Linked DNA regions of Mus musculus: region 1 is linked to region 2. A link is a loop called in an ENCODE intact Hi-C map of the cell type or tissue named here. Cell type or tissue: left cerebral cortex. All regions are shown on one strand.

Region 1 (2,500 bases), 100 kb after region 2:
TAGATGCCCACTGTCCTGGTGGCTTGCTGATGCCAGCATCTTAGGCTCTGCCTTCTCCAACTCCATAAGAACCCAGAGTTCTCCTTACAGGCAACCAGGACTATAGAGTGAGACCCTGTTTAGAAAAGAAAAGGAAAAAACTTAAGACAAGAAAGATGGAAGATATAGAGAGGAGGGGAGAGAAAGAGACAGAGCTGAGGGGCTGAGCTCAGTACCCCCAAATCAGAGCTGTAATTGTTCTCACATGGCCCCCCATGCCACACTGTCTCTCTTCTCTCTGTCTCTCTGCCTCTTTATGTCTGTTTCTGTCTCTCTTTGTCTCTGTCTCTCTGTCTCTTTTTGTCTCTGTCTCTCTCTTTGTCTCTGTCTCTTTCTCTTTGTCTTTCTCTCTGTGTGTCTGTCTCTCTTTGTCTCTGTCTCTCTGTGTGTGTCTCTTTTTCTCTGTTTCTCCCTCTTTGTCTCTGTCTCTGTCTTTCTGTGTGTGTCTCTGTCTCTGTCTTTCTGTGTGTCTCTGTGTGTCTCTGTCTCTGTCTGTCTCTCTCTCTCTCCCTTTCTCCCCCCAGTGGATGAAAGTCTGCTTTGGCCCAAGATTGATGAGAGCCAGCCCTAGAAAGGGAAAATCAGCTTCCACAGATGTCTCCAGATCCCTCACTTCCACGAGTCGGCCCTTCTGGCAGCTCCGTGGTAGAACGTTGTGGCTAGGCATTCCGTGGTGTGATGTGGCCTTCCAAGAGAGAGCAGTTACACGCAGCCACCTCTGGGAAAGCATCGAAGTGACCTTCGCTCAAGCCTGGGCCCTACGGCTCATTAGCCGCTTTTGTCTTTCCGACCTCCGACCTCTTCCAGAAGCAGGAATCGTGCCTCCCACGCACTGCCACTGCCATGTTCAAGTTCAGTAATGTATGTAAAGCGCCAGGCCCTATCACGGGAGATCTGCGGCTGCTCTCCTTCCCCAACTCCTCTCCCCGTGGGTGAGGAGGCAGGAACGCCCCAAGCATCCATTGCTGGCATTACTGCAGCTGGCCCGCGCCATCACGAAGCGCGGCTGGGGAGGAATCCTGATAAGCCTCTTATGCCTGGGATATTAGCATTCTCCGGGCTTGCTGAAAATTCTTCATCACATTTGTCCTTTAAGAGAAAAAAAATGGAAGCTTTTAGGGAGGTAGAGTTAACCTCAGGTACAGCTCTCCATTCCAAGCTAGACACAGGGCGAATCCCTTTTCCAAGGTCACTGGACTGCTATGTGGCAGTGTCAAGGTGGGAACCCAGATCTTTTAAAAACTTGCTTTATTGTTTAAGTTTTGCTCTGGGAAAGCCAGCTCAGGCAGATAAGGGCAGATATCCCTCTAGGAGATGGGCCATGGAAGGTGTTGGCATCTTTGTCCCCATGGAATCCCCATGTGAACTTGTCACACCGTCCCCCCTCCTCTCTCTCAGAGCATCCTTTCAGAGACCCTAAAGTGCTTCTGTGTGCCTTGTACATATTTATATGCCTGCGTGCTCGATAAAAATAAAACCACTTCACCCACCACTGAAATGCAGCCACTCGGGGTGTGAAATATGGGACTTATCAAACCACTGAGAAGAACGACTCTCAGGAGAGACCTCGTCCCTCCTGACATTGCAAGGGGTCTGTGAGGAGGAGGGAGGGTTTGACTGTCATGATAACAAAGTTCTGGACTTCTGTAGAAGAAGGTGCTGGGAGCACCCTTGCTTTCAGTGCGCTGGGATGTCCTCTTCACACAGATCTCTCTCACACCCGGAGCCTCACTTCCCGACAGACGCCTGCTAGCATCAGGGGCTATGACCACCAAGCACTCCCAGTCCCTGAGCCACTTCATGATTTAAGAGTCAGAGGTTATGATGAGGGGAGAAGTGTCTGATCAAGGACCAGCACCTTTGGTGTTTTGTTTTGGTTTGGTTTTTTTTGGTTAAGCACTCACCCCACTGCCATAGCCTTGCCCAGCACAGCGACTATCCTGCATGCTGTGTCAGAGCCCTACCCCAGACTGAGGCTTCACACCAGCCTTCCCTTCTCCCTGCACTCTGCCCTTCTCTTACCCCCCTCACCCACTGGGGCAGCACAGCGTAGTGAGAGCCTTGTGAAGCCATTGCCACAGGTGTGCTGAGCCCGTGGCAGCAATGCGGCAGCAATGCTGAGCTCTCTGAGCCTGAGTAAGGATCGGCCAGCTTCCTGAGCAGAAGTGCTCCTGTGTAGGGGTGGGACAAGGGAGTGGGAATGTGTGTGTGTGGGGGGGGTGCTCCAGTCAGAGGCAATAGTGCAAATGAAGCCCTGTGGCTGAGAGTGAGCTGGCTGTGCAAGACTATAACCCCAGCTACTTAGGAGGTGGAAGGTGGAGCATTAGGTTCAAGGTCAGCCTAGATACCATGGGAAGACCCTGTATCAAAACAAAGCAAAACAAAGCAGCACAGGGCCAGGGCTGTTGCTCCATGGTCAGACATGTGCCTGGCATATATGAAGCCTTGAATTGGATCCCCA
Region 2 (2,500 bases):
CTCGACTTCTCTGTGTCTATTCCAAAGGGCTGCTGGGAGGGCTGCAGAGTATCTGCATAAGCTCTTGTGTTCTTTGGACCTGCCCTGATCCTAAAGCGAAGTTCTATTAGAATCCCTATGTCCCCCAATGAACAAAGTAAAGGGGCATAAGAAGGGTGTGTTTTCGGGGCTGGAGAGATGGCTCAGTGGTTAAGAGCACCGACTGCACTTCCGAAGGTCCTGAGTTCAAATCCCAGCAACCACATGGTGACTCACAACCATCTGTAATGAGATCTGATGCCCTCTTCTGGTGCATCTGAAGACAGCTACAGTATACTTAGATATAATAATAAATAAATCTTAAAAAAAAAGGAAGGGTGTGTTTTCCCCAAATCATGAAGCAGAGGAAGGCATGAAGCAGGATGCTCCATAGGCCTGACTTGTGCCCAATCTGAGCCTTTCCTTCTGTCCATGCCTGCACTGGGTACTTCCCACATGCAGAGCTAAGCAGGGAATGAGGCTATCCCTTGGCATCCAATGTCCACTTCACTCAGGCAACTGGTGGCTCACTTCCAACTCATGCCGACAGTCCCATCCCTCCGTCTCAGGGACAGCCAGCTGGAAAGGGTGAGGCTGTCTCTTGTAGCTTTGCCTGTTGGATGCCCCATAGTTCAGGAAAGGGTAGCAGTTGGCACGGGGCTGTCCTCCATCACTAGGGAGCTGCTCCCAGCTCCTCTGACAGGTGGCTCAGGGCTTCATGCCTTAGGGGCTAGAGGAGCGGGTCCTTTGGCACAGAGCGGGTGATACAAGGGAAGGTGGTGGTCAGCTTCTTCTGATGACCATGGGTTGAGCAGCCTGCAGAGTAAGCTGAAGTTTGCTGACTGAGCTCCATCCTTCGCACTGTACCAGGATCTACAGATATTTAGATTACGACTCATCACGATAGCAAAATTACAGTTACGAAGTAGCAATGAAAACGACTTTTGGTTGGGGGGTCAGCATAGCATGAGGAGCTGTGTTGAGGGGTCGCAGCATTGGGAAGGTTGAGAACTGCTGCCCCAGGGCTTGCTGTGGTCTTATAAGACAGGCTAATTATACTGAGCCCGTGTGGAGACAGCTGCTCAACCAGTGTCTGGTTCACAGCTGGATGAGCTAATGCCAGATTCCGTTCTCCCCTCTCTCCATCCCTGCCTTTCCCCTTCACTCCCATCTCCCACTTGCCTCAGCAGACAGCAAACTGGCATCCTCCTGTCTCACAGTAGCCCCTAGAGCAGGATCTGTCCCTCCCCAGTAGGCTGAGGAAGCCTGGAGCCCGGAGGGAGCTGTCCGTGGTGCTGACTCTCCCCAGTGTTTTCACAGAAGGCCTCTTGTCCTACAGATCCCCAGGCTCTGCCCAGGGCAAACATGTCTCCATGTGTGGAAAACGCTATCAGACTCAGCTTTCGGGGGAAGGGATGCTGGGGAGACACTCTAGAGCCATGAATGGGTCAGGGTTAGAGTTAGGGTTAGGGTTAGGGGGAGCACCAAGTAGCTGATGAGGAGGACGGTGGAACTTTGTGAGCAGAAAGCTTCAGGACACACAAAGAAGATGGCCACCAGGGGTCACCTGCCTGTGATGTCATATTTGCTCACTGCAGCCAGAGTTTTGGGAAACTCTCACTGTTCCCTCAGACAGAATTGCCAACACAACACTAAAAACTGTGTGTGTGTGTGTGTGTGTGTGTGTGCATGTGTTGTGTGTATAAGAGAAAGAAAGTGAGAGAGTGTGTATGTGAGTATGTATTAAAGAGTGTTTGTTTTAGAGTATGTGTGTTTGTGTTAGAGTGTGTGGTATGCTTAAGGGTATGTGTGTGAGAGTGTGTGTAAGAGTGTGTGTTTGAGTCAGAGAGTATGTGTTAGTATATGTTTTGGGGGCAGAGAGAGTGTGTGTGAATATGTGTGAGAGTGTATGTGTGAGTGTGTATGTTTGTGTTAGAGTGTGTGTGTATGAGTGTATGTGTTAGAGTGTCTGTGTGTGAGTGAGAGAGTGTATTAGAGTGTAATTTGGGGGAGAGAGTACGTGTGTGAATGTGTATGAGTGTGTGAAAGAGTATATGTTAGTGTGTGTGAGTGTGTATGTGAGTGTGGAGTGGTGTGGTATTGTGTGATGTGGTGTGTGTGTGTGTGTGTGTGTGTGAGAGAGAGAGAGAGAGAGAGAGAGAGAGAGAGAGAGAGAGAGAGAATGAATGTGTCTGTCAGATGTCAGCATCAAATGCCTTCCTCAGCCTCTCACTACTTTAGCTCTCGGGACAGGGTCTCTCCCTGAACACGGAGCTCATAGGTTTAGCTTGGATAGGGACCCTGCTGACTGCCTATCCATAGCTGGGGTCACAAGCATGTGCCGCCATGCCTGACTTCTTATGTTTGTGCTAGAAAGTCACACCTGGATTCCCACACTTGCATGGCAAACGCTTTGCTAACTGGGCCATCTCTTGAGCTGCAGAGGGAGTTTGCTAAGTGGGGGACATCTTCGGGTCTCCTC

What was found. Hi-C counts contacts between places; a loop is a spot of excess contacts. Peaks named below come from ENCODE experiments on the same cell type or tissue, not always from the same donor. Only the 100,000 strongest peaks of a DNase experiment are listed, where the experiment ranks them.
Region 1: a loop joins it to region 2, with 2.5 times the contacts of the local background. A loop is called at or near these places in 2 of 42 quality-filtered maps.

The regions. Positions count from the first base shown.
Region 1 is chr4:140,255,112-140,257,611 of GRCm38, reverse strand. No RefSeq gene overlaps it. Among named protein-coding and RNA genes, the nearest start is that of Igsf21, 9.6 kb to the right of the region's middle. In left cerebral cortex, no CTCF peak of the experiment used is centred here; DNase peaks (open chromatin) are centred at 974 and 1,501.
Region 2 is chr4:140,357,111-140,359,610 of GRCm38, reverse strand. The region is part of intron 1 of Gm34074 (a long non-coding RNA gene); the gene reads right to left. Among named protein-coding and RNA genes, the nearest start is that of Gm34074, 3.0 kb to the right of the region's middle. In left cerebral cortex, CTCF peaks have their summits at 282 (motif pointing left) and 1,556 (motif pointing right); a DNase peak (open chromatin) is centred at 1,305.